2 separate regions of the Homo sapiens genome follow, and region 2 is linked to region 1. Evidence: read pairs that join two places in POLR2A ChIA-PET (ENCODE). Cell type or tissue: Panc1. All regions are shown on one strand. Links, peaks and the distances in the headings refer to the core of each region. The heading gives the core; the rest is flanking DNA.

The links. ChIA-PET counts read pairs that join two places held together with the same protein. Peaks named below come from ENCODE experiments on the same cell type or tissue, not always from the same donor. Only the 100,000 strongest peaks of a DNase experiment are listed, where the experiment ranks them.
Region 2: POLR2A ChIA-PET joins it to region 1 with 13 read pairs; 2 of 35 experiments call an interaction of 5 or more read pairs at or near these places.

The regions. Positions count from the first base shown.
Region 1 is chr1:85,654,208-85,660,759 of GRCh38, forward strand. It overlaps ZNHIT6 (zinc finger HIT-type containing 6), which reads right to left. Exons shown (of 10, transcript NM_017953.4): 9 at 3,640-3,764. Among named protein-coding and RNA genes, the nearest start is that of ZNHIT6, 51 kb to the right of the region's middle. In Panc1, for the core only: no CTCF peak of the experiment used is centred there; DNase peaks (open chromatin) are centred at 2,229 and 2,867; H3K27ac peaks cover 2,500 bases.
Region 2 is chr1:85,413,160-85,416,686 of GRCh38, forward strand. All of the region lies in intron 1 of DDAH1 (dimethylarginine dimethylaminohydrolase 1), which reads right to left. Among named protein-coding and RNA genes, the nearest start is that of DDAH1, 50 kb to the right of the region's middle. In Panc1, for the core only: no CTCF peak of the experiment used is centred there; no DNase peak of the experiment used is centred there.

The DNA of each region.
Region 1 (6,552 bases), core at 1,045-3,544:
GGGACACACAAACCGCGTCATGTCCCAGGCAGCTAGGATATACAATTCTGGCCACAATAAATAGAGAAATGATGTCTGAAAGTGGCAATTATATTTTGTGAGGTAACATCCTTCCTGACTCTGTGGAAGACTTAGGAATGGTCACTTCACAATGTGGTTATGATCCATATTCATGCCACTGAATAGATCACTATTATCCTGGCCAGCCACTTGTGGTTAGAATAAATTTTTTCCATGATTTTTTTTTAAACTTAATTGAGGGTCAGTATATGTTGAGTGAATGTGGAGTGACAGAAGACTAGCTAATCGCCATCTCCTTCCTTTCACAGGAAAGAAGAATAGAAATGGAGCTCCTCTGACACCCCTGTCTTGCTTAGAGCAAGCAAGACTAACTATGACTCACTCACTAAACTGAGAGTTCCTGGAGGACAGAAACTCGACCTTTCTTCTCTGTATCTATCCTCACAATTTAGAGTATGTTTGCTGAATCAATGTAACTGCAAATCATTCTGCCTTTTAGTGTTTTTTCCCTAAATCTGCAAAATGGGAACCGGAGTAAGTGTTCTATTTCATGGTCTTGTGAAGCTAAAAGGAAATAATAGGTAGTAACTCTTTAAAAATTGTCATGCTAAAATATAGGTTATTTTGAGGCTTATAGCTGTTATCTCCACTGAGTAGATAAGAAAAATAAAGCTCAGAGAGGCAGAGCAAATGCTCAAGGGACCACAGCTTATAAAAGCTGATGCTAGAAGCACACACCTGGAACTGCCTCATATTCCAACTGACAAGTTCCCTGGGGTTTGCTGTTGTACCTAGACTTCAGATTGTACCAGCAACCACAATGGTGTTTACTGAGCCCTTTCTAAGAGTAAGGCACTGAAATAAGTTCCATCCAAGATATCATCCCAATCTTTGTGAAATTTTATGAACTTTAGCAGTCCATCCAGTGCCTCCATGATATTAAAAGTTTTTTTCCTTCTCTGGCTGTCTCTGTACTTCAGGTAAACTCTATTTTAGCATCTATTGTATAATAAGTTTTACATGCGTGTTCCAGTGCCAAAAATCCTCCTCTCTCTCCCTGCAAAAGGAAAAGAAAGAAAAGAGAAGTAAGGAAGAATGAGGAAAGGTGAGCGAGGGAGAATGGATGAAAGATTTACTGGCCCAATAAGAGACTGATATATGAGTAGCTGCTATGCCAGGTATTTTCACTAATTCCAGTAATCAATTTTGGGTTGGATTCCTTCTCTAAAGGCTGAGGCATTTTCTAATCTTGAGTTACACTAGAACATCAAAAAGTTTATTTTGCTGACATTTCTAAATTAATAAAGATTTTTAGCAGTATGGGACATTTTCCCCTTTCTTTGCCTATTGAAGGTGCCCAGTTTTCTTCTTTGAATAGGGTTCCATTCTTTTTTCCTTAGATTGAAATGCAGCATGCTTTTCTCCCTCATCTAAATCTGCTAGTCTAATAACAGCCTGTGAAGCAAGTTACACCATTCTGAGCACTTCCCACTGGACTGATATAAGGTAGGTAATCAGCACTTAGCATCTCCAATCTAGTGGAGTATCTAAATAGCTCTATCTTTTCCAGTTAACCTTTTCCATTACTGAAAAGCAACAAACAAACAAAATCTTGGCTACTGCTGATTAATATAGGCAGACTCAAATAATTATGGCAATCTACAATCATAACAAATATTAGAACAACCATCAGGTGTGGGAACTACTGAATCCCAGACCAGAAACACATGTACCCCCAAATTAGGAAAGAGACAACTTGTACTATAAACTCAGGATCAAAATCCAACTTTTTTACCTCCAGAGAGGGAAGGAATTTCAAGGCTTTCCAAAGAAAATGCCCTCTTCTTACATAATCCCCTTCCCTCATCAAGGTATCACCCTGCAAAATATCTGATGCTGTGAGAATGTATAAAGAAACAGACACCTTGAAGTACTTACAGAAAGAAATGCATGTACAGGAAGACCTGGGCATTACTTTTAAGGTGTGTGTACTTACGATGTGACAAAACTGGTATGGTTTTAAAATCCTGTCAGATACTTTTAGTTCTTTGCTAACACAGTTCTAAATAATCCTCTGTACTAAAAGCATGAGTCATTTGTGTTCCTGTAAATAAGTCAAACATCATATATCCACCAGAAAAATAGCAAATTTTACTCAATAAGGCTCCCAGTACGCTAGTAAAGTAGTCTTTTCTTATTGCTTCATTACAGGAAGCCTTACTTGAATGTACATTCCTAAACAAGGTGAAAGGAGAGCTGTGTGTGCTGTTTATTTATACAGAAGATGTTTGCCCTAGCTACTAACCTACATTACTAAACAACTTTTCCCAAAACCAACATTTGAGAGAGCACTGTGAATTTATTAAGAAAAAAGCAACATAATACAAAGCTTAAACAAAGTGAAACTGGCCATTTAAAACTAAAATTCCTAATTTATTCTGAGAAAAAAATTCTCAAATTGTGAAAAATATTAATGTCAAGAATAAAAATAAGATTTAGAGGCCCATAATTTATTATTAGAAACATCATGTTTGCTAACTAAAATCTGGTTTCAAGTTGTAGCACTGATACAATTTTGGCCACTTTGGAAAACAATTTTTTTCTATTAATTTTTGCAAAGAAAAAACACTACGCACAACAGAGAATACCTTACAATATAGGTTACTGCATCTTACAGCCTGTAATGCTGGTATAACAATAAAACTTAAACTACCCATTTCAAATACTACTTAAAAAATAGTATCAATCCAAGACAAAGATTCTATGCTCCTCTGGAGTTTGTTACAACAAAACCTGGCCTGTATCTGTAATTCTTTTCGTTGAAAGTGCTATGTAATAGTTTTGGATTAAGGTGGGTAATCTTCCTCACTTCTTAAAGGTAGTGACTAAATTTTACTCATCCTCTAAAATCTTGCATTCAGAAGCACAGTTAGTTTACTTTAATCAGTAGTTACAAATATAGATGAGTCATTTTATGTACTAAACTTTTATGTACATTTTTTCCAGTTCTAGTACTTCCCTATATCACAAAATCAGAGAAACAAAATCAGAGAAAATAAAACCAGTGGGTTTAGAAAAGGAGATAAAGGGTAAAGGCAATGGCATTAACTTATTCTAAATGCTGCCAAATTTTTAAATATAATGTTCCTTGCAACATTTTCTCCTTCTATAAGGTAGGATACTAGGCTTTTTTTTTTTTTTTTTAACCATTCAACATTTTCATTGTCAACTAAAAATGTTTTGTAATCCCTCATTTTAGAAATGTCTAAAGTCTTAACTATGGAGTAAATGTACGTGATCATGGACAGTTACTTAAAGACTATTAGCTTAAAAAAAGACAAAAAAATACATAGAACCCCATGCTAAAAAAAAGTCCTTTTATAGCCATTCAATTTGATTTATTCACTTAAAATTGGTTTTATAAGATTATACGCTCTTAGAAACAGAAGAGTAGCAGCATTGCATTTACCTGGTTCTTCACATTAACTAGCTATACAGTAGATCCTGTAAGTGTGTAAATATAGTGGGAAAACACATATAAAGAAATAAGGGTGGACATATTTTGCTTTGGTTTCTCTAAAGCTATTCTAAGCATTACAGAAACAAATTTACACTTACCTTGGTGAAGAACTTTCATGTCATTATTGGATCCTTTCAATACCACATGTAATGTTGGATACTCAATGATCACTTTGTTCCTCAAATTGTCTAGGAGACTTTTATAAGGATCTAGTTCATAATATCTTATTAATAAAAAAAAACAAAAAACCAGGAAACACTCTTAATATTCAAAATTACTAATAGATAAATATATGAGAGTATTTTACATTAAAAATTTTTTAAAGGTGATGACAATTCAGTAGTTACTTCCTTATAGCATAGTAAGTTTAATACCTTCTAAGAAAGGCAGGTACAAGAGCTATTATTATAGAGGTTCTAAAACTAAATAAAAAAAAATCAAATATTCTGACATTAGGAAAGCTCTAAAACAAGTTACTAATTTTCTTTTTCTTTTTTTGATATGGAGTCTCGCTTTGTTGCCCAGGCTGGAGTGCAGTGGCACAATCTCGGCTCACTGCAACCTCCATCTCCCAGGCTCAAGCGATTCTCCTGCCTCAGCCTCCCAAGTAGCTGGGACTATAGGTGCGTGCCACCATGCCTGGCTAATTTTTTTTGTATTTTTAGTAGAGACGGGGTTTCACAGTGTTAGCTAGGATGGTCTCGATCTCCTGACCTCGTAATCTGCCTGCCTTGGCCTCCCAAAGTGCTGGGATTACAGGCGTGAGCCACCATGACCAGCCTACAAGTTATCAATTTTCATACCAAGAAATAGTTAAAGACTCTTATATAATATTTATGTTGGCCGGGCACGGTGGCTCACACCTGTAATCCCAGCACTTTGGGAGGTCAAGGTGGGTGGATCACCTGAGGTTGGGAGTTTGAGACCAGCGTGACCAACATGGAGAATCCCCATCTCTACTAAAAATACAAAATTAGCTCGGCATGGTGGCACATGCCTGTAATCACAGCTACTCGGGAGGCTGAGGTGGGAGAATCGCTTGAATCCAGGAGGCGGAGGCTGCAGTAAGCCAAGATCGTGCCACTGCACTCCAGCCTGGGCAAGAAGAGTGAAACTCTGCCTCAAAAAAATAAAAAAATAAAATAATAATAATATTTATGTTGTTATTTTTCTTGAATAAAAGAATGATGAGCTAACTATTTGAATTCCTCAAATATATTTATTTTGAGCCTTAAAGACAACCAATCACCTTATGACAATTTCTAGTAACATGGCAATAAAATAACTGGTTACAAAATTGGCTTTTGGAAAAAAGTCAATTATTCTAATTATAACTGGTTTCCAGAAATTTATATTGCCATGTAAAATTTAAGAAATACAGAGTTTATCGTGACATAGCTGCCAAATGTGTCACAGGTAATTAGATGCTAATGGTCATTAAAGCATGAAATTCTCAAATCATTACTTTAAAAAAATAAGTCTGAGGTGGCTGAAAATGCATCCCCAGAACATTCATTCTTGCTTGCTTTCTGGGGTGGGAGTGAAAGGGGTGGAATTCTAGCTAGCTCACTAGCGGGTACATATGAGAATATGTTGGCATGTTAATGTCATTTCATGTCAAAGAAGAAAAAGCTGAGAACATGTCAACCAGTCTAGTGCAGAAGTTCTCCAGCATTTTTATTCATCTCTACCAATGACAGGTGATATTCACATGCAAAACACATATCTCATGAGATCCAGCCTAATGGCTGTAACTCCATCCTTTTATCTCCTGCTCAAAAAAGCACACTGGAACACAAGTGATCAAGAGTGAGGTTATCATTGGGATACATTTAAATTTGCTGTAATTTTAAGAGTAAATCATTCACAAACTTTGGTATTTCTTAATTAGTAAAAAATTATCTGCACCATAATCATAGCTGAGTAAGACATGCAGGACACTCATTAAGAAATGTGATGTAGTGATTTCTCCATGTTCTGAGTTTGTCTCACGCAATCGTTTTCAAATCAGGAAAAATATAAAAGTGCTTAACAAAATGCAGAGCCAAGCTTACTAAAGTTAGAGAACAACTGTAAAACCAAAACTTTACTTATGCTTCCCTGACCACACACCCCAGCCTGGAATTATTCTTTTTAAAATTGCAGAATATTCTTTATGTTGAAAAGAAACTTGAAATGCAAAATACTGTTTTTCTAAACCAGCCACCTTAGTGCCCACAGATCATAGAATTCATACATTCTTTTCCCTGTGTGTAATGTAATACAGATGTACTTACAATACTTTAAAAGTGTTTCCAGCATTCAAGGATTAAATGCTTCACATCTTTTAAACATTATTTCTCTTTGAAATAAGCAGTGTTTTTTTCAAAGTTAGTAGCAATTATATAAAAAAGAAAAATGAGATTATATCAGATACCCAAGTAAAAGATTAACTTACAAAGTAAAATATAAAATGGTGATAACTAAATTTTTCTTGGGAGGAAATAAGACCTGGACTCTCAAACAGGAACTTTTCAAGTGGCATCCTACAAGCACTTGGCAATAACTTATCTTCTGTGCATTTTAGCTAAATCATAAGGCTTCTAATGAAAGGCATTTTTCAAATAAGGGAATGTTTTTTACTTGTTTCAGTTTTTGGTAAATAATTTTCAGTGCATATTTAATGTTTTAGGTATCTGATTTCTTTTTGTAATATTAAATCTTAATTGGGTTTCTCTAGATTTCCAAAGCTGAAACCAAGAAGCAACAAAAAGAGTTCTTCAAAGGCCACATGAGAATCAGAGCCTAAAATTATTGCTGATATAAAATATGTTCCTAGCAGAGGAATGTTCAGAGGTACATAAAAATTACTATGCAACAAGTTAAACATGCTTTGGATCCTAAAACTGTAATGATTACACTTATTTGGATCCTGAAACTGTAATGATTACACTTATTTGGATCCTGAAACTGTAATGATTACACTTACTTGGATCCTGAAACTGTAATGATTATACTTAAAAAAACTTGGT
Region 2 (3,527 bases), core at 558-3,057, 240 kb before region 1:
CAAGGAAATTTAGTGCACTTTAAACAACTGAACTGCATCTATGATAAGTGGAAAGTAAAGGAAATTTACTTAAAGTTTTACCATTTAAGGACACTGGATCCCAGTCCTATGAACCTGTGCCTTAGCACGTATTTTTTGCAGCTGCTGATACACTGAAGAGCCAAAGCTAAGCTTTGAAAGTTTGGATTCCTGTGTGTTGTGATAATCAGCTGGGGTTTGGAAATGCCTTCAAAAATCTAATGCTCTGGCCCTTTAACAAGGCTTCTGAAAAAACAATTTAACATCTGGAATCAAGTATTTTGTGGAAGTCCAAGACCAACAGGGCAAAGAACATTTCTTTCAGTAACAGTTAAAATGTGGCACTTCCTTCTCCTTCATCAAATAAATGGGTTTATTTAACAAAGATCCTGAGGTAGTTTATAATAAGTAAAATATGGCATAGAAGCAAGGTATAGAAAACAGGATACTCCAGATATTTATCACTGAAAGTCTTTCCTAAATATGCTGCTTTATTCTTCCAGCATCATTTTCTTTTCCAAAATTCAAATCCGAAAAACAATCGAAGTCAAGCCTTCTTCATTTAACCTTTCTAAGAGACTGCAGAGTGAGGATGAGTAAAGAAATTATAGAGTTCATCTTTCATCTTTTCCAACATACTTCAGAAGAAGACAAAAACAGTAACTGAATGTATGAATTTCTTAAGTCTTTGGGTAGCTACAGTAACTCATATCAAATGCAAAAACAGAAGTGGTTATATCTATTGAATGTTGACTAATTCTCTACAGATTTTAGATATTGTTTAAAACAACATATGAAAATGTGTTTCCTACTAAAATAATAACAGATGACATTTATTGTATGCTTAACATGTATCAGGTCAGGCACTGTACATTTAACTTTCAAAATAATTGTTATCCTTTTCTTCTTGTGATGAGTAATTAATACAGTGGTATGGTAGAACTGGCATAGAGAGAGACAAATAGAACAATAAAATAGAAGGATTAGAACCCAGAAACAGATCCACACATATATAGGGCTATAGCTCACAACAAAGAGAGCATTGTAGATCAGCAGGAAAAGGACAGACCATTCAATAATGGTGCCAGGAGAGTTAGTTCTCCATATACGGTGTGGGTAACAAGAAAAAGAAGGAAATTGGATCCCATCCTCACACAATATATAAGAATACATTCCAAATGGAAGTAAGGTCTTAAACATGAAAGGCAAAATGCTAAAGCTTTTAGAAGACAATATAAAGAAAGGATCTGACCACGTTAAAATTAAGAGCTCTGGTTCATCATCAAAAAGTACCACAGAGTAAAAAGGCAAGCCACAAACTTGGAGACAATCTTTGCAACACACACAATCAACAAAGGATGTTTCCAGAACATATAAAGAATTCCTCTGAAAAAGAGAAACAACTCAATAGAAAAATGGACAATTGATCGATAGGTACAGTGTTTCTCTTCCACTTTCTAAGAAATGGAGGAGAGAGATTCTCCTTTACCCACTAACCTACAATGCTCTCTTTGTCTGAGTTATGGCCCTGTACATATGTGTGGAGTTGTTTCTAGGTTATTCCTTCTATTTTATTGTTCTTTGAAAGTGGAGGAGAGACTCAAAGACTGCCTGGCAGATGGGATGTACTCAAACAACATTTGATGAATGAACAAAAACACAAATGGCCCATAAACATATGAAAAGATACCCAAGCTCATTGGTAATCAGGGAAAGAAAAATGAAAACCACAATGGTTTTGTTTTTTAAAAAATAGAAGGAAAATTTTAAAATCAAAATTTGGAAGGCCCCTGTGACTTTAACGAAAATCAAATATTTCAAGTGTTGCTTTTTTTTTTTTTTTTTTTTTTTTTTTGAGATGGAGTCTCGCACTGTCACCCAGGCTGGAGTGCAATGGTGCTATCTCGGCTCACTGCAACCTCCGCCTCCCAAGTTCACGTGATTCTCCTGCCTCAGCCTCCTGAGTAGCTGGGATTACAGGTGCCTGACACCACGCCCGGCTAATTTTTTGTAATTTTAGTAGAGACAGGGTTTCACTATGTTGGCCAGAATGGTCTCAAACTCCTGACCTCGTGATCCACCCACCTTGGCCTCCCAAAGTCTTGGGATTACAGGTGTGAAACCACTGCACCTGGCCAAGCGGCACTTTTACCCATTGCTTGTGAGAACATAAATGCTTGAAAGCTATTTCAGCAGTACTTACTATAGCTTAAAATCTTGTACACTTTACAAGCCAGCTCTACTTCTAGAAATCTGAGAGAATTTCTAGCACGTGTAACCTAGGAGATACATTTCAGTTTATTAATTGCAGGGTTGCTCATAGTATTAATAGCAAGAAACAATCCAAATATAAATCAGCAGAAAAAACTGAATATATTCATACATTGAAATACATCATACAGTAATGTTAAGTAAAATAAGTCACACAAAAACATAAAAAGTATGATTCTATTTATGCAAAGTTCAAAAACAGAAAAAAATGAAACACTATATTATTTGGGGGGAAATAGACAAGTAATGAAATAATGAAGAAAAACAAGGGAATAGGTTGACATAAAACTCAGACGAGTAGTTACCTCTGTGGGGAGGATTGTGATTGAGGAGAGGTTCACAGATGCCTTCTAAATTTTGATTTTTTAAATCTGTGTAATAAGTATACAGGTATTCATTTTATTTTCTTTAAACTTTTCAGTTGTTTTAAAACACTGTTCTGAATGTATACTTTTCAATAATTAAAAAATTATATGTCAGCTACATTTTAAAATGAATCAAATTCTTCCTGAATCCTACCATAGGAATTATCTACTTATATAAATTATATCATGAAAGCTTTAGAAAAGCAAATAATATTAAAGAAAGAAAAGCAAATAAAATAACCCCTTAATTTATTAATACTGATGCTCATACTTTTAGTTTTGAGTTTGCTTATGTTAGGACATATTTGCATATAATTTACTTCGAGGTATGAAAAAAGAATATAAATTTTTTGAATCTTTCACTCTAACAAAGTCTTATCACAGTCTTTGTGTGACTGTGATTTTGGTTTCCTTCTATATATAGTATTTGGTTTTTGTTTTTTTGGGTTTTTTTTTGAGACGGAGTCTCACTCCCGGGTTCAAGCGATTCTCCTGCCTCAGCCTCCTGAGTAGCTGGGACTACAGGCATCCACCATGACACCGGCTAAATTTTGTATTTTTAGTAGAGACAGGGTTTCAACATGTTGGCCAGGCTGGTATCAAACTTCTGACCTCAGGTGATCCAGCCACCTTGGCCTCCCAAAGTGTTGGGATTACAGGCATGAGCCACCATGCCCAGCCTACAAACAGTATTTGACTAGTTTGATTATCTGCAGGGAAATGTTCATAAAGTTCATAATATTCCCAAAGATAGTTATTTTAAAAACAGTTGTCTCTAGTTTCTGGAAAAGAAAGAATTTAGAATAGTGTGGTCAGACCTGGAGTGGATCAGACAACTGAACTGGTGCCTTCTTTTCTTTTTTTCTTTTTTTG